Regions from separate parts of the Homo sapiens genome. Here region 1 is linked to region 2. A link is a loop called in an ENCODE intact Hi-C map of the cell type or tissue named here. Cell type or tissue: heart right ventricle. All regions are shown on one strand. Links, peaks and the distances in the headings refer to the core of each region. The heading gives the core; the rest is flanking DNA. Region 1 overlaps KCNJ8-AS1 (KCNJ8 antisense RNA 1). Region 2 overlaps GOLT1B (golgi transport 1B).

Region 1 (9,936 bases), core at 2,644-7,643, 170 kb after region 2:
CTCTGTAATGAAGGCTCCATAAAAACAAAAAAGGACTGGGTTCTGAGACTTTCCAGGTTCTTGGAGGGTGGCATGACTGTGGAGGACATAGAAGCTCCACTCTCCTTCCCACATGGCTTGTTTTATGTATCTCTTCATCCATATCCTTTGTAATATCCTTAATAACAAACTGGTAAATAAACCTGAGTTCTGTGAGCTGCTCTAACGAATTAATCAAACCTGAGGAGGGAGCGTGGGAATCCTGATTTATAGCCAGTTGCTCAGAAGCACGGGTAAAATAACCTGGGGCTTTTGGTTGGCATCGGAAGTGGGAGGGCAGTCTTGTGGGACTGAGCCCTCATTCTGTGGGATCTGATGCTATCTCTAGGCAAATAGTCTCAGAATTGAATAGAATTAAAGGACACTCAGCTGGTTTCTGCTGCAGAGTTGCTTGTTTGCTTGTGGCGTGGGGAAAATCTACACATACCTGGTGTCAGAATTGCTTCATTGCTGGTTAAGAGAAATCCTCACACATTTTGGAGACCAGACCAGAGGTCACAGAAGTGTTCCATGTGGATTGTGTTGTGGACAGTAGAGAGTAGGAAAAATGTTTCGGTTTTTCTATATCTTTACAATGGCTTCCTTTTTTGTTAAACAGACCAATGAATGAAGATGATATGAGAACATGGAAGCCTCAGACCCGTTGGCAATGCTCCTTCTCCCCCTCCTCCTTCTCTTCCTCCTATTCTTTGATATGTTTTGCATGTTTACCTTGATGCATTCCTGACCTCTCTTCCTAGACCCAAGTTTGAACAGGTTAGAAAATACATGTTTACAAGGCTTTCAAAATCTTCCTAAGTGTAAGTGGATGATTCACATCAGGGCAACCTGAGACTGATCTCTCCACTTTGAATGTTCCACCAGCCATGTGGAAGAAAGATCATCTTAGGGCATGCCTGCAGACTTACAATTTCACAGAAATTCGAACCTGTAAAAGGACAGTACCATTCCCTATTATATTCCCACATTCCTAGCACACAGTAATCGTCAATAGGTATTTGATGGATACTTTTTTTTTTCATCTCACTGAACTACTGATACTTTCTCTTTTCAGTATTCACAATACTGGCCTTTTTAGTGCATATCAGTGTAATTTAAAGAGTAGAGTGTAAAATTTTCTCTTCCTTTGATTTTGAAAATCTACTGCTATTAAATCTGCCGTTAGGGTGACCCTAACTTAGACTTCCTGGGTTTGGTTATTAGCTCTTCTTGCATCTGTCCTAAATATTGGTGGTTCCTAGGATTTAGTGTGATGCCAGCATCTCACCCACAGTCTATGGTGCTTGAGCTATTACACCATTCCAGTGGCATCAACAGTTTGTTACCCTTGATGGCTACCACCTGACCTTTTCTCCTGAGTCTCAGACCTCTATTTTAGCTATCTTCTGGATACATTTGCCTGGAATCCTTACAGGCACCTTAGACTCAGCCTGTCTCTGAAGAAGCACCTCTACATGCTATTTCTTCCTTATGGCAGCTGTCAAATATTGAGAAATATTTCTCTGAATGTATGTCTTAAAATGTAACAAAAGATGTCATTTATTTTTTAATATGCCTAGACTCTGTGTGAAAGGTTAATGAATACTACAAATGGTTGCTTCTGGGGAGGAAGAAAGGTTACTTTGTGTTGTTTATCTTTTGATATCTTTTAAATTTTATGCCACAGACAGGTACACTTCTTTATACAACGATAATAGTGTAATGAAAAGGAAAGGGAAATATTTATCATAAAAATTCACATACCAAAAACTGACCACTTGAGAACTCACCTATAAGGGAACTGGCCCATTTCCTTTCAAAGTATACTTTGCTGAAAGTGAGACAGAAGATAATTTATTCATGAGTACTTGCTCCTTTTAAACAAGCTTGTTCAAAGGCTGTGGTATTGTTTCAAGTTCTCTTGAACACAAAGTCAAGGGTTGTGAACTTTAAGCCACCTGAATTTAAATACTGAGTGCATGTATCACACGCATATGTGCACTGTTATTCATTCAAAAACATTTCTCAGTGCCAGGCACTGAGTTAAGATCTGAGGACACAGAATTAAATAACTCAGAGTTCCTGTACTCAAATCGCTCACAGTTTAGAGGCCCTATTGATACGGAAGGCCAGCAGGGAAGTGCTAGGTAGAGGAGGGCTATGGTCCCCGGCTAGGGTTCCGTTCCCGGCTAGGGTTCCATCCCCAGGCCTGCGCCCACAGACCTAGGTGAGGACAGGCATTTATGTTTTCCTGCCCAAATGTTGCATTTCCCAAGACCACCCTGGCCGGCCACGTCCCCATCCTGTGCCTATAAAACCCCCTGAGACCCTACCAGGCAGAGACACAAGCAGCTGGACGTCAAGAGGAGCACACTGGCGGAGGAACACACAAGCAGCTGGACGTCGAGAGCACATCGACAGGCACCAGCAGGCCATCGACAGGTGGAACAACGTGGGGTTTGGACGGGGTGGTCAGAGGAGAGCCCGGCTGCTGAGTGACCTGACTCCAACAGGAAAACCATCTTCCTACTCTGTCTCCCTTCTGGCTCCCCCATCTGCTGAGAGCTACTTCCACTCAATAAAACCTTGCATTCATTCTCCAAGCCCACGTGAGATCCAATTCTTCGGGTACACCAAGGCAAGAAACCCCAGGGTACAGAAAGCCTTCTGTCCTTGAGATAAGGCAGGGAGTCTAATTGAGCTAACGCAGGCTGCCTACAGATGGCTAAAATAAAAGAGCACCTGAAAAAGTGAGCCACACCCCCATCTCATGCCCTGCATGGGGGACAAGGGAACTTTTCCGGTTTCAACATGAAATGATGTGTTATTGTGCAGGCGATATCTGGGGCATCTGGCCTTGCTGTGAACAGAAAGGGTTTAGGCAGCCAGGTGAGGCTTTCTGAAAGACAGGGTCTGTGCTCTTAAGGTGGAGCTGAATTAGGAGAGAGAGGAGGTGAGCAGGAGCAAAAACACTGAGATCTGGAATGCCGAACTGTAAACTAGGGAGAGGAGCAATTTGGAGTTGTCAGAGCTTGTGTGAGGTAGCTAATGATGACTTTAGATGCGTCATCTTCCTAACTGAATTCAAGAACTCTGGCTGTGTGTGTGTGGTGGGTGTGTGTGTTATGTGTTTAAACCAGGGAATGTCTTATGTGCCTAATATTTTTATTTCCTGAAGAGTTTTAGTTTAACTTTTGCACTGCCTAAAGTCATGTCAATTGATGTAAGTCTTTCTAACCTTTGAGTAAACCCATAAAACCTCTGAATTTTATATAAAATTGTGCGTATATGCATGTGGACATTTTCCCAGGGTGAGAGTCCAGATAGCCTCATCAGTGGTTTCCCAAAAAGGATCTCTCTCTCTCTCTTTCTTTCTTTCTCTTTCCCTCTCTCTCTTTCTTGCTTTCTTTCTCTCTCTCACACACACACATGTGCGTGTGCACACAAACTCAAGACATGGACACTTCATTAGTTATAAACTTTTAAAATACAGATAACTCTGGAAGGATTAAAAAAACCTCTTATTTATTCCAGCCATTCCCAAACATTGAGCATTCCACTGCCAATGCATGAGAAACACTTTACCCATCTGAAGGGTAATACATTTACCAGCTGAATACATTTCTGGTGGCTTCATATTGGTTGATTATTCCAGGACGCATAGACTACACTATTTTTATACCTAGTAGCTATTGTACAAATTCATATAAACCCTTGGATTAAAGGTGTTTAGGATATAGAGCTATATCATTCCATGGAATCCTTCTGTCATTTTTACTGAGCCACAAAGTCCTCCCAGAAGCTGGGGAGTTTACTGTGTAAGCTTTCCTCATCTATGTGTGGGCTGTATAAACACAGCCTGTTAGCATGTATTTGAAAGTAAGTAGGTAATCTTGGGGGAAAACTATACTGCATAAATTGGGTTAGAAATGTATTTCCTTTCTTCCTAAACCACACTTAGTTTCTTTCAATGCTGTTTTTTTAAAGTCCTTTTAGTTTGTTTGAAAAATAAGTTACAGAACTATTTCTAACAGAAGATTGATTTTTTCTGCCTGTCACGATGTACCTACAAGGAAAGGGAAATGAGAATGTGTGTGAGACACAAACACATTATCTGAGCAATGATAAGCATAGTCATTTCCTAAATTAACTGACAGTTATGTTCTTCCTTTCCCCAGCTAGTTAATTATGTCAGAGCATTTCAAGTTTATTATGACTCTGGCAATGAAACTGACAGGAAGAAAATAATACAATGGATGAGTTTAATTCTGAGAGATACCATACAGAAAAGAAAACATAATGGACTTTGTCTTAATGAACTGACAACTTTCTCTTCTTTGGTAAAATCTTCCTTCTTGCTTACCTATACTTATGACACATGTTCAACTGAAAATTGCAAGATAAACATATACAACATGTACATTATGGGAAAATTGATTTTATACATTCCAAGAAAATACACAGTTGCAAAAGAAGAACACAGAAGCAGTCAAGGAATGATGCCTAGGGAATGTTTCGTAAAAAGTATTTTGAAGCAAGGTGTGTACATGGATTGAAAAAGAGTAAAGCAAGAAATTTTTTTAAATGGGAGAATGAGTGTAATGGATGGAAGTGGGAACAACAGTGATGATCACAGAAGGTATATGGTTTGCTAAACAGGACTGAGGGATGAGTGTTGCAGAGCAGAGAGAAATGCTGAATGTGGAATAGTTTGCAAGAGGTTTTAACTGTTAGGAAAATGTGGCAAACTGTTCTGTTTGTTTCTAGGCCAAGCATATAATGTAAGCCTTTTGAACGATTCCTGTGCATTGTCAACAGAGCCTGACCCTGTATTTCACATATTTTCTAGATATTTAAGAAACAATACAAAATAACAGCCATTTGAATACTGCTCTGAGGCTTAGGCCACAAAATTCCAGGGAAGGAACTGATATTTGGAACAACATCAAAGACCTTACACAATTTCCAAAGTAAGATTAACTAAATTTACTGTAATTTATTGAAACCACTGTTCCATATCTGCAAGTTAAAGTGAACCTCAAATTAAACAATTATAAGAAAAAGGTAATGTTTTAGCTCTTGAAACTTTCCAAGGACAATGAATAAAATAACTGGAAATTCAAGTTTGGGCCGAAGTTTAAAGACTTTTGTTTGGGCCGGGCGCGGTGGCTCACGCTTGTAATCCCAGCACTTTGGGAGGCGAGGCGGGCGGATCACGAGGTCAGGAGATCGAGACCATCCTGGCTAACACGGTGAAACCCCGTCTCTACTAAAAAAAATACAAAAAAATTAGCCGGGCGTGATGGTGGGCGCCTGTAGTCCTAGCTAGTCGGGAGGCTGAGGCAGGAGAATGGCGTGAACCCGGGAGGCGGAGCTTGCAGTGAGCTGAGATTGCGCCACTGCACTCCCGCCTGGGCCACAGAGCGAGACTCCGTCTCAAAAAAAAAAAAAAAAAGACTTTTGACACCCAATCTCTCTTTGCAGCAATAGCTGCCAAAGTTGTGACTACCAGTAATGTTCTTAAATACTGCCACCTGCTGGAAGTTCTCTAGAAATACTGTGCACAATGTTAAATGAGTGCTTCCAACATTTTCTATTTCAGTCCGAACGTATTCATCTCTATTCTTTCCGTGAAATCATTCACAGCTAGAGACAAAGGGAACTGGAAAATGTAGCAGCAGTGCTGAAAATTTGTATTTTTCTGTTAATTTATGATTTTTTATTGATTTTCATAAGCTTAAAATTGTTGTTTTGCTTATCTTCTCATTAGACGTCGAGTTACTAAGAAGATAAGTTTAAGACTGAGACATATAGTTCAACCAAGACTCCACTACTTGCTAACTTTGTAGTTTTAGGTAAATTGCTTAAACCTTCTAAGCCTCAGTTAACTCTTTTATAAACTGGAAAATTCTGAAGATTAGCGTTACTAAATGTAAAACACTAGTACCTAGTATGCATTTAATTACGGTTGTTTATGGAAACTATGATAATAAAGACAATAGTTTGGAGATTTGAAACGGCTCTTATTGGGGGAGGCATTTGGGATCTTAATCCAAGTCTTTTGTGTGGTGGTGGTGGTGGTATAGCTTCTGCAAGGCCAATGTGCAAGCTCTGATGCTCCCATTGTGGGAGCCTTGGTTAGGGATCACCAGGGAAAAAGTACTGAAGAGATAGCTATGAAGCAGTTATGATGTGCAAGAAGCATTTTGCTAGTACTCTTAGAGAACTTAGCATTGGCATCTTCCCTTGGAGCCACATACCCAGGAAACATTTGCTTAGGGCAAAATGAGGACTTTCCTTCACTCTATGCCCTGAGAGCACTCAACTTCCAACATGAGGGAAAATTGTGTTTTATGTTTCCTGTGTATGCAAGGAAATGATTAGGTGATATCTTTAAACACCAACTCCTATCCCTCCTCCCAATCTCAATGACAAAAAACAAACAAATCAGGCCAGGCATGGTCGGTGGTTCACACCTAAATCCCAGCACTTTGGGAGGCCAAGGTGGGCAAATCACTTGAAGTCAGGGGTTTAAGATCAACCTGGCCACCATGGTGAAACCCCTTCTCTACTAAAAATACAAAAATTAGCTGGGCATAGTGGCATACGTCTTTAGTCCCTGCTACTTGGGAGGCCTGAGGCAGGAGAATTGCTTGAACCTGGGAGGCAGAGGTTTCAGTGAGCCGAGATCATACCACTGCACTCCAGTCCGGACGACAGAGTGAAACCCCGTCTCAAAAAAAAAAAAAAAAAATTAGCCAGGTGTGGTGGCGGGTGCCTGTAATCCCAGCTACCTGGGAGGCTGAGACAGGAGAATCGCTTGAATTGGGGAGGCGGAGGTTGTAGTGAGTTGAGCCACTGTACTCCAGCCTGGGTGACAGAGTAAGTGAGACTTTATCTCAAAAAACAAAAATAATAAATAAATAAAAATGTTTATTCATGTTCCTTATATATGGCCTTTTGAGTTTCTACAAGGTGATATCTACTTTATCAACAAACTGAATGTCCTTTAAGCCCTTTGATTTCAGTTTTATAAGATAGTTGTCTTCAAGTTCTTGTTAGTTTTGCGCAATCTAGACCTCATACCACCTATGGTTAACTGACCAAAGGCACTATTTGTGAAGATCTGTCTGAAGCAGGTACAGGCACAAAAACAAGGCCAAAGCTGAGAGTAGAAAAAAATCACAATTCAACATTAAAGTGCTGGGGCATTTGAGGAACGAAAGTCTTTGTTGGCACATTGCTTTCACACTTACCTGGGATATTCTGCTCCCAGATATGTTCTGGGAACCTCAGGAGTATTTGACTAGCCTGACCCATGCTTGGTCATCAATTCTGGATGAAAAGTATCTACTCATAATCTGAGCATTTAATGGTTCTTGGATATTGTATCTTTTTTTGTTAAGTGGGGCTGTTTTTTCCTGTTTCTTTAATTTTGATACCAGTTTTCACAGACAAAAAGCTGCTCATTTTCTAGGAGCTAACTTACTTTTAATGGCTTAATTTATATTTATGGAATAAAGCAGACAACTGAACTTATTCTTTGATACTGTCATTTTTTTTTCATAATATAAATTGCCCTTCAGCCTAGACAAAACAGCTGAAGCCAATCTTGAGTTACCTATCTTGGGATTAAAGTGACTATAGTAGTGGTGGTAAAGCAGACAAGTTTCATCTAGCTCTTTTGTCCTGTTTTGAGTACTAAATTTTTGAAGGTTTTAGTTATTTTCATTGCCATATATCATAAATTCTGCAGAGTAAAGAATTCTGGCCATTGGAGAACATTGTTTTACATCCTTAATTACTGTACATTAATCTCTTATGGACTCAGTCAACTTTAAACTCTACTTCACAGGGATTGTTAGAAGAGGCAGCTAAGAAAGGTGAGCCTAGAAAAATCCTTTGTCTGGCCTCTCAGTAAATAGGTCTGGAGAACTGACTTACTGATAGAGAAAGAAGGGATACTCTACCTGTCCTCAGAATCCATTCCTCTTTTGCCCAGTAGTGTATTCTCTGTGTCTAGTACAGGGCTTGGAAAACAATGTATTTTCAAATAATGTGTTTGTTTGAATAAATGAGATGAATGGTATTAACAGCCCTCTGCCTTTTAAAAAGCAGCAAAATAGTGACCACCATTGATTTCTGAATCTCCAGATCTCATCACTGGAAAGTTCTCTGACCTATTTCTAGCAGAGAAAATGATTTTCTTGCTCATCATTTTTGGGAGTGCTCTTCTCTTGCCATGCCAGGCATATTCCTCTTCCCAATCAGTCAGAGATCACATGTGGAGCTATTCTTGGATTTTGAAACCATCGGCCCTTGCCAAGGTGTGTGGAATGGCTGCAAAATTATATAACTCTGTATGCATCCACCTTTCTGTTGCAATGTGCCCTTCGTCTCACTCTCTTTAAGGACGGATCTTTATGGCTGGCCCTGAACACAAAAGTAAAATTTGTTTTGTGTTCCTATAAATGAATCTTTGGGGATTAAAGAATCTAGTTTGCAGTCATTTTCTTCTCTGTTTCCTATTCTTATTTTTGTTTTGTTTTGTTGTTCTTTTGTACTTCACTTAAGTTCTCTTGATTCTTCACTCTTAAGTAACTCAGATGTCCCCACTTTTTTTTTTTTTTTTTTTTTTTTTTTTGAGATGCTCTGTCACCCAGGCTGGAGTGCAGTGGCACAATCTTGGCTCACTGCAACCACTGCCTGCTGGGTTCAAGCAATTCTCCTGCCTTAGCCTCCCAACTAGCTGGGACTACAGGCGTGTACCACAATGCCAGCCTAATTTTTTGTATTTTTAGTAGAGATGGGGTTTCACCATGCTGGCCAGGCTGGTTTTGAACTCCTGACTTCATGATCAGCCTGCCTTGGCCTCCCAAAGTGCTGGGATTACAGGCATAAGCCACTGCACCTGGCCCAGTGTCCCCACTTTTTAGTCTCTGTTTCTAAAGCCAGCCTCCCTCTTCAGTCTACTTCAGATCAGTTGCCTTGCAATAAGAACCATCAAGGAAGACAGTGCCTTTAGAAGACTTCTGAAATTGTATTGATAGCCATTTCATTCCATTCTTATTTCCACATCAAATTAAATAAGAAACAACTATTACTCCCCTATCATCTAGTGCACCTTAGCTCAAAGGCATCACAGAACCTACATTTGCTAAAAACTTCTAACTTGAGGCTTGCTAATGCTGGTCTCTGGGGTCACACAGATGATGCAAAACCCAGTCAGTCAGGATGGGATTGAGGAGATTATTCTCCATTGAAGTCCACCCAGGTGGTCAACTGCAGATTTAGGTTGGGTTTGGAGTGGAAGGTCTTCACAGAATGGAGTGCCTTAACAAGCTAAGGATATTAGAATTAATTGAAAAGTGGCAAATAATTACTGCCTCCTTTCACTTCTTGTATCTTTGTTTGATGTCTTTCAAAATTTTTGGAAAATTCTGTTATTATTTCTTTACATATTTCTCTAGACAAAGAGCTTGGCATATTCATAGAACAGAAAGGCTGTCAAAGTCACTGGTACAGAATGAGCAAGGGAAGAGTGATGAGATGAGGAGGGTGGGCATGGACCAGGTTATACAGGTCCTTGTAGGCTAATAGTAAAGATTTCAATGTTATTTGTCCTTTTTATTATGGAAATTTTCAAATGTACACCAAAATAGAGTTATGTAACTACTTCCAATATATACATCACCAGTTCCAGTTACCTTTTTCCTTTCTGCCTTTATTTACTTTCCTCCAACATACTAGGTCATTTAATAGCAAAATAAAGACATAGTTTTATTTGTAAATATGTTAGTATCATTGAAAGATAGGAATTCTTTTTTTTTTGACGGAGTCTCACTCTGTTTCCCAGTGCCCAGGCTGGAGTGCAGTGGAACCATCTTGCGGCTCACTGTAAACCCCACCTCTTGGGTT
Region 2 (9,406 bases), core at 4,407-9,406:
TTGTTCAAAATTGATGTCTTAATAAATGATAATAGCATTAGTATCCTAGAATATGAAGCTTAACCATTAGGCTTAATATGTATTTGTGCGAAATATTTTTCACTAAAGAATGTTAATGGGGAGGGCAAGTATTTGGAAAGAAAACCTGGGGAAAGCAAGCTCTTAATCCATCACCATTTCTTGTCCACAGAATACATTCAAAATATTTGAAAACACATGGTTGTATTTTTATTTCTGCTGCCACCAGATATTCTAGAATTTATAAAACTAGAATCTTCTTGGCTTCACGTTGTTTCTTCTGCTATCAACTTAGCCATGTCAATATTTCTCCCATCCATAGAAACTCCTGTAGCCTATGATGAATATTTCAGAACCAAGAGGAATACCCTTGGGTGACATATTTATGGGCAGCTTTCCTCTTTATGCCTTGCCAACTCATCTGCTTGACTAAGCCTTCCTCATCCAGCTAAAACTAGGAAAACTACTGCAGACACAGATGCCCCTTGGTAACGTCTAATCTTTCTTTGTTTCTCTTTTTCTCCATTTAATCAAGATAGAAGAGGAATGAGACAAGTGGAACAAAGCTACAACTTTAAAATGCATAACCCACTCCTTGGTTCTGCTGCTTGGTTGTACATTACAGTTCTGTCTGGCCAGTTGCCCACATTAAAAGCCAAACAAATGTGCTTCTTTTTTTATATTTAGCTTTGACTTTACGTTTAAAATTTATGCATTGTGTTTAATTACCTTTTCCGTGTTGTATTTTCTTTCTCTTTTAGGTTTTATTTGTAGCCGGCTTGGCTTTTGTAATTGGTTTAGAAAGAACATTCAGATTCTTCTTCCAAAAACATAAAATGAAAGCTACAGGTTTTTTTCTGGGTGGTGTATTTGTAGTCCTTATTGGTTGGCCTTTGATAGGCATGATCTTCGAAATTTATGGATTTTTTCTCTTGTTCAGGTAAGGCATATTATTGTCTCTTTCAGTAAATCAGTGTGTCAGATAGTTAGTACAAAAACTCAGATATTTGCATCAGTTGGAGTAAGATGATGATCATTTCCTTAAATGGAATTTTATTTAGGTTGAATCTTATAGATTTAGATGAAGCAACTATAAAAATGTTTTATCACATGTGAATGATTGCCTAATGGTATAAATTATCTTGTTTTGTCAGCACAATAAAGTTTATTTTATTGGCATTTTAAGGCACCATCTTTATGTTGGATATTTGTATCAACTAAATAGTGGTAGGTAGGTCGGTCGATCGATCAATCGGTAGGTAGGTAGGTAGATAGATAGATAGATAGATAGATAGATAGATCCAGCATTTTGGTGTGTAGAATCTTATACTTCATAGCTACTGCTACTTGATGGAAATTTATTTAGCACATATACGTATTAGAAGATTGTTTACCAAATACACTACTATGGGAGATTTTGAGCAGGTAATATTTTGTAAATGCCAGTTAGCAGATAAACAATAGTATGTGTATATATCTATATGAAAATACCTTTGGCCAGGTGCGGTGGCTCACACCTGTAATCCCAGCACTTTGGGAGGCCGAGGTGGGCGGATCACCTGAGGTCAGGAGGTCAAGACCAGCCTGGCCAGCATGATGAAACCCCGTCTCTACTAAAAATTCAAAAATTAGCTGGCCATGCTGGCAGGCGCCTGTAATCCTAGCTACTCGGGAGGCTGAGGCAGGCGAATTGTTTGAACCTGGGAGGCGGAAGTTGCAGTGAGCCGATCACACCATTGCACTCCAGCCTAGGCAATAGAGCGAGACTCTGTCTCAAAAAAAAAAAAAAAAAAAAAAAAAAAACAGAAAAGAAAATAACTTTAAGTAGGGTTGAGCTTAATTATTTATTCCAGAAATGCATATCCTTTGTCTTCTGTCTGCCAGGCACTGTATTACCCACAGGAGACATAAAAATAAATTAAGTACCAAATCTGCTTTAGAAAATCTCTCATTTCTATTATGGAAAGTAGACTCTAAAAATACCAATAGGATATAGTCATAATGCCATTATAAATGTGTATGCAGAATATTGTGGAAGCATGATTAAAAAATTAGTAAATTCAAGGAGAGGTGAGAAATGTTAACTGATAAACTGGGCTTTGAAGAATGGGTAAGAATTTATCCTATAAACGAGAAAGGGAACGACAGTTAACAGAAGGAACAGACAGGGCCATAAAAACACACAGCTTGTTCTGAAAAGAATGAATACTCTTATAGAACAGGAGCATGTGATCAGTTGAAGGAAATGGTTGGTAATGAAACTGAAAATGAAGCCTGGAGCCAGGTTACAAACTTTCTTTGATGACTTGTTGAGAAAAGTATACCTTATCCTGTAACCAAATTTGGGCTGGGGGAGCAGTGTTTGGAGAAGGTCGGGGGAGTGGGGCACAGAGGTTTTTAAGCCAGAGGTGGTACAACAGGGTAGATGTTTTAGGAAGGTTGTTCTGATATCAGGATAAAGTAGGTATTAAAGAGAAAAACTGAAGTCAGGGGAGCCAGTCAAGAGGCGGTTAATACAGTACAGAATATACAGTGATAAGACTGGAATCTTGGAGTACTTTTGACATTTTAGGGTAGGTGGAGAAAAAGAAGAAAACACTAGAAGAGACTAGGAAAAGAGGTGGGAGAAGAACTAGGAGTAAAGATCATAGTGGCTAAGAGAGAAAAGAGTGAAGAAGAGTTTGTTTTGGCAGATGTATCTTGCAGCAGAAAACTTAAGCACCTTAAGAAGTAAGAAAATCATTGGCTTTCCCAGTTATGTGGGGGTTTTAGTAATGAAGGTTAAAAGCCAAAGCTGATCTTTGAGATGAATAAAAAATGGGAAGTCTTAGTATCATCGACAAGCTTGGAGTAATACACAGGTTTCGTGGTTTAGAGAGCTTTGTGGTATAAATACTAGTTTTTGTTGTTGGGTTTTGTTGTGTTCTGAGATATTCTGAGCTGGAGATTTAGTGCCAAGGGTCTTTGATGTTGTTTTTCTAGATATTTATAACCCTAAATAATGGCATTTGAAATCACACATTTTTATGTTTTAAAACAATACTTAAAACAAAATAAATGATCTTTTGAATTCATTACTACTAGAAAATGATTGTGATTTTCTTTGAAACACGCACATACACCATCAACATAAATACTTGTCTAATTTAAAAATTCTGCTTTCTGTTTAATTCTTTATTTTGACTTCTGCAGATCCATAACAGAATCTTATTGCTTAACTTCTGAATTGTATTCATTGTAGTATTTTCATCCCTATCTAACTCTGTGAAGAAAACAGCTTTTTTTCTGTACTCGTCTTACCACAATCAACACAGAAGACTGCTGTGACCAAATGGGTGGGGGGTTTTCCCGATATCGCAATCAGTTAGTTGTCTGCAACAGACAACAGCTGGGTGTCCTCCCAATATAGTTCTGATACTGTCTACATGGAGATAGCTCCAGATCACACAGGTTGAGGGCTCAGTCCCACAACTGTCCTCCACTCCCAATGATGCCAGCCACAAGCCCCAGGTTGTTTTACCCATGCTTCTGACTGATCAGCTCTAAGTTGGGGTTCCCACGATCCCCTGTTTGGATCAGACTAATTTACTAGAGAGGCTCACAGAGCTCAAGGAAACACTGATGTTTACTAGTTTATTATAAAGGATATTACAAAGGATACAAATAAAGAGATGCATAGGGCAAGGAAAGGGGGGAGGGTCGCAGATCCCCCCCCACCCTCCCCAACCCACCATCCTCCAAGAACATCCTTGTGTTCAGCTATCCGGAAGCTCCCTGAACACTGTCCTTTTGGGTTTTTATGGAGGCTTCATTACTAGGCATGATTGATTAAATTATTGGCCATGAGTGACCAGCTTCACAGCCCCCCTCCCCTTCGTGGAGGTTAGGAGGTAGGGCTCAGATTTCCAGCCCTCTAATCTTGCCTTGGTCTTTCTGGTGACCAGCCCCCATCCTGAAGCTGCCTAGGGGCTGCCAACCATTGATGATAACTCATTAGTATACAAAAAGACATCACCTTGTAGAGACTCTTAAGTATTTTAGGAGTTGTAAGCCAGAAAATGAGGTCAAAGACCAAATATATATTTCACAGTATCACTACATATTTTAAGACCCAGGAAAAGTTTAGTTTCTTTGCATTTTTAAAATAAACTATTTCATTCTCTTCCTATACTGAGGTAGCTTAACTGATCTACTGTCAATTTTAAACTGGTTAGAAGCTGTTTAACTTCTGTAGACTTGTATTTCTACCAAGAAAGAATGAGACATACTGTGAGGATCAGTATCTGGCAGGTAGTCTCTTAGTGTTAACTAAATGTTTTGACCCTTAGTACTTACTTAGTAAATGATAGCTATTATTATTTTCATGGTTCTACACATATGGTCTCAACAGCCCCTTTCTTTTTATCAGTTTCACCCCACACAACTCATAGTTGGAGAAATCTTCAGCAGTTGAGCTAACTCATAATCTGAGTTATATATAGCTAGGCCTCATGTACTTGTCACATTTTTACCAACAATCACAAAATTTTTAATTAAGTTTGTAGTTATTTCTAAGTTTGAAGACCCTCAATTATTCAGAATTTTAACAGGATACTTTCTTTTTCCTTGGTTAGCAATTATTTTGAAAATAGAAAATGTGTAAATATTAAGAACCTTTTTTTTCCCTCTCCCAGGGGCTTCTTTCCTGTCGTTGTTGGCTTTATTAGAAGAGTGCCAGTCCTTGGATCCCTCCTAAATTTACCTGGAATTAGATCAGTAAGTAATCATGTATATTTTAGGCCAACAAAATACGTATTTTGATGCTTTTTACTTCTAGAAATTTGAGTAATTGATACTTGGTTAATTGCTGAGTTTTGTATTATGATATAGTTACTTCACATAGATCATGAGTACCATGAAGACCAAAAAATAATTATTGCTAAACCTATAAAATGTGAAATTTTGTTTTACCGTATCCATTTCTGGATCCATATTCTCTATTTTTTAATGTTACTCAGATTTGATATGCTATGCTACCTTTCTCTTTGAGAGTTCAGGGCATTTTTTATTTAACTTTTATATAATCTCTAATTTTAGAAGCAATAATGTAAAAAGGAAACCATTATTTCCTACAAATATTTTGTTTCTCAGACTGTATCACCAATAGACTAGATTCAGACAATTAAATAAGGCCGGGTGTGGTGGCTCACACCCTGCACTTTGGGAGGCTGAGGTGGGTGAATTGCTTGAGCCTAGGAGTTCGAGACCAGCCTGGGCAACATGGTGAAACCCCATCTCTACCCCCGCAAATACAAAAATTAGCTGGGTGTGATGGTATGCCTATAGTCCCAGCTACTCGAGAGACTGAGGTGAGAGGATTGGCTTGGGCCTAGGGGGTCAAGGCTGCAGTGAGCCATGATTGTGCCACTGCACTTTAGCCTGGGTGGGTGACACAGTAAGACCCTGTCTCAAAAAAAAAAAAAAAAAAAAAAGAGTTGAATAAAGCACTATTATACTGGGATTCAGATGGTAAGAGTCTATTCCCAGCTCTGTTTACAGTTTGAACAAGCTTGTCAAATTTGTTTTCCAGTGTGTGCCTTGGTTTCCACCTTGATAAAATAAAGGGAATCAAATCAGACAAGAGTTAAAGAGAATGTTTTCAAAGTTAACAAATAGAGTTTCTTCCTTTTATTCAATATTCATTCAACAAATGTTTCGTACTAAACTGCTACCTTGAAGGTTGTAACATCTTTTGGTGGAGTCTTAGAAGGCCATTCAGAATTCAGCTTATTTTTTGCCACCTTGGGAAAAGCTTTCCTGACTCCCTGTGGCTGACTCGGGGTGTGCTTCTATAACATTCCTGTGCACAACTCTATCATAGCATTTACCTCTGTTTTTTTCTTTGTTTTTGTTTTTTCTTAGAGAGAGTCTCAAACTCTTGGGCTCAAGCAATGCCCCCACCTCAGCCTCCCAAAGTGCTGGGATTACAGGTGTGAGCCACCACACCCAGCCTTACCTCTCATTTAATTGTCAAAAAAAAAAGGCTTCAGGCCATGCATGGTGGTTCACTCCTGTAATTCCAGCACTTTGGGAGGCCAAGGTGGAAGGATTGCTTGAACCAGGAGATCAAGGCTGTGTTAAGCGATGCTCACACCGCCACACTATAGCCTGGGCAATAGGGCAAAACCTTGTCTCAAACAAAAAAGAAAAAAGAGAAAGGAAAGGAGAAAGGGAGGCACTTCCATGTAAAACTACAGTCCTTGAGGGCAGAGACAGGTTGTATTTTAGTCATTGTTCTATCCCCAGTGACCCAGCATAATATCTGCCGTATAATGGAAACTCAAAATATTTTCTGCTAAGCAAGTGAGTGAAGGATGGCATTTTGTTGACCTCAGGGAACTTGCTCAATTTCAAGACAAGACCAGATGACTGTCTCTTAGCCTACCTCCTCAGTTTCAAAACTAAACAAAATCCTTAATTTCTAAAAGAATCTAGGTGATCTAGAATTCAGCTGAGTTGGCTACAATCCTTTTGGCTCTAGGTCAGACCCATATCAGAAGTATTCATATCCTTCTTTGGATTGGTTTCATAGATCCAACTCTGTCCTAAATAACTAGGATAAACTAGCTTTATAGGAAAACTTAAAAGACTACAAGTTCCAGTTAGGTTCAGGGAAGTTAATCAACTTTCTAAAGTTGTTCACAGATTTTTATAGATGTTTCTAGAGAGAAAGTTCATAGCATTTTATTGAATGCTCAAAGAGCTAAAGAATGGCTTACCTATGGAAGAATAAGTACCACTATAAGCCTAATCCCATTTCCATCCCCAGGGTAATTTTAGGGTCAGAACCTTACAGCCAAGACAATCTAAATATTTCAAGTTACCTTTGGAGAGAGAATATTGTGCTTTCTCTCCACTTAAATTTACCTTAAAATTCTAATAAATCCATGAATTCTTTGAGAGCAACTTTTAGTTTCAGTGGCCAGCCACCTGTTTGTGATAATATAACAAAATGTTGGAATGTAGGCTTATAGGGGTATACTCTGATTTCATTTGCATTAATCTGCAAATTCATACAGTGGTCAGTGTTATTTATACCTAGAATGGCTTTTGAATGTACTGAAACTTCTAGTTACAGAGTTGTAATCATTATTTGTGCCCTTAATTTAAGGATTCTCAAGAATTTGCATAAATGGACACCCAATACAATAGAATATGTTTCTTATCGTTATTCATCATGATAAGTGCTTATGTAAACATGTGAATCGTGAAACAAAATAAATGATCAGATGATTACTAGAATTTGATAGTATAACCACCTGGGTTATATAACTTTTAATGTCTCTACCAATTATATACAATATCAGTCTTTACATCACCATCTGGAATGTTAAAAAAAAAAAAAAAGCCCAACTGCTTTATGTTTGGGGTGGAGTAACCAAAGTAAATAACCACTTACAGTAATGTGTGTTAAAATTTATATTCAATAATTATAAATTTATGCTTACATCATTAAATCTATCTTTAATGTCATTACCACTTTCAATCCAAAGTCCAGAATACACATTTAAAGTATTTTTAGTCAATAACTGTTGTTAACTATTGAACTTAATGGAGTTAAATCTGTTTGTCCAAAGACTACATAGGCCCAGAAGAGATCCACAGTAATGGTCAGTTGAAATATCTTATTGGGTTCATTAATGCATGAATGGCTGACATTTCAGTTTTTTTTATGTTTTTATTTTTTATTTTTTGTTAAGCTAGCAGTGTTATCTTCATCTTATACAATTTCTTTATTCATTGTGTTGCATTTTTCATGTTGCACCCTTAAATTCATATGTATAACATGTCATGCAAAAAACAACTTTTAGAAAAAAAAATTTTATACACGTTTATGTATCAGAAGATGATGGTGAGTAGTACTGGATTAGTCATTGTCAGTCATACCTTAAATTTCCACAACTCTTCTTGTAAGGCTGGGTTTTTAAAATCAACATTTTAAATATTGATATAATGTTTTATAATGTTCCGGGCTTTCTTTAATTCTCTGTTTTTCTTCTCCTTACAGTTTGTAGATAAAGTTGGAGAAAGCAACAATATGGTATAACAACAAGTGAATTTGAAGACTCATTTAAAATATTGTGTTATTTATAAAGTCATTTGAAGAATATTCAGCACAAAATTAAATTACATGAAATAGCTTGTAATGTTCTTTACAGGAGTTTAAAACGTATAGCCTACAAAGTACCAGCAGCAAATTAGCAAAGAAGCAGTGAAAACAGGCTTCTACTCAAGTGAACTAAGAAGAAGTCAGCAAGCAAACTGAGAGAGGTGAAATCCATGTTAATGATGCTTAAGAAACTCTTGAAGGCTATTTGTGTTGTTTTTCCACAATGTGCGAAACTCAGCCATCCTTAGAGAACTGTGGTGCCTGTTTCTTTTCTTTTTATTTTGAAGGCTCAGGAGCATCCATAGGCATTTGCTTTTTAGAAATGTCCACTGCAATGGCAAAAATATTTCCAGTTGCACTGTATCTCTGGAAGTGATGCATGAATTCGATTGGATTGTGTCATTTTAAAGTATTAAAACCAAGGAAACCCCAATTTTGATGTATGGATTACTTTTTTTTGTAAACATGGTTAAAATAAAACTTTTGTGGTTCTTCTGAATCTTAATATTTCAAAGCCAGGTGAAAATCTGAACTAGATATTCTTTGTTGGAATATGCAAAGGTCATTCTTTACTAACTTTTAGTTACTAAATTATAGCTAAGTTTTGTCAGCAGCATACTCCGGAAAGTCTCATACTTCTTGGGAGTCTGCCCTCCTAAGTATCTGTCTATATCATTCATTACGTGTAAGTATTTAACAAAAAAGCATTCTTGACCATGAATGAAGTAGTTTGTTTCATAGCTTGTCTCATTGAATAGTATTATTGAAGATACTAAATGATGCAAACCAAATGGATTTTTTCCATGTCATGATGTAATTTTTCTTTCTTCTTTCTTTTTTTTAAATTTTAGCAGTGGCTTATTATTTGTTTTTCATAAATTAAAATAACTTTTGATAATGTTTACTTTAAGACATGTAACATGTTAAAAGGTTAAACTTATGGCTATTTTTAAAGGGCTATTCATTTAATCTGAGTTTTCCCTTATTTTCAGCTTTTTCCTAGCATATAATAGTCATTAAGCATGACATATCCTTCATATGATCACTCATCTTGAGTTAATTAGAAAATACCTGAGTTCACGTGCTAAAGTCATTTCACTGTAATAAACTGACTGTGGTTTCTTAAGAACATGACACTAAAAAAAAAGTGTTTTTTTTCCACCGTTGCTGATTATTAGACAGTAGGAAATAGCTGTTTTCTTTAGTTTTACAAGATGTGACAGCTTTAGTGGTAGATGT

Evidence for each region. Peaks named below come from ENCODE experiments on the same cell type or tissue, not always from the same donor. Only the 100,000 strongest peaks of a DNase experiment are listed, where the experiment ranks them.
Region 1: it touches region 2 in a loop (2.9-fold over the local background); 34 of 110 quality-filtered maps call a loop at or near these places.

The regions. Positions count from the first base shown.
Region 1 is chr12:21,675,001-21,684,936 of GRCh38, forward strand. All of the region lies in intron 1 of KCNJ8-AS1 (KCNJ8 antisense RNA 1), which reads left to right. Among named protein-coding and RNA genes, the nearest start is that of KCNJ8-AS1, 18 kb to the left of the region's middle. In heart right ventricle, for the core only: a CTCF peak has its summit at 5,567 (motif pointing left); no DNase peak of the experiment used is centred there; H3K4me3 peaks cover 568 bases; H3K27ac peaks cover 127 bases.
Region 2 is chr12:21,507,604-21,517,009 of GRCh38, forward strand. It overlaps GOLT1B (golgi transport 1B), which reads left to right. Exons shown (of 5, transcript NM_016072.5): 3 at 780-958; 4 at 4,692-4,773; 5 at 8,066-9,406. The coding sequence ends at 8,104. Among named protein-coding and RNA genes, the nearest start is that of GOLT1B, 11 kb to the left of the region's middle. RefSeq lists a silencer at 3,452-3,649. In heart right ventricle, for the core only: no CTCF peak of the experiment used is centred there; no DNase peak of the experiment used is centred there.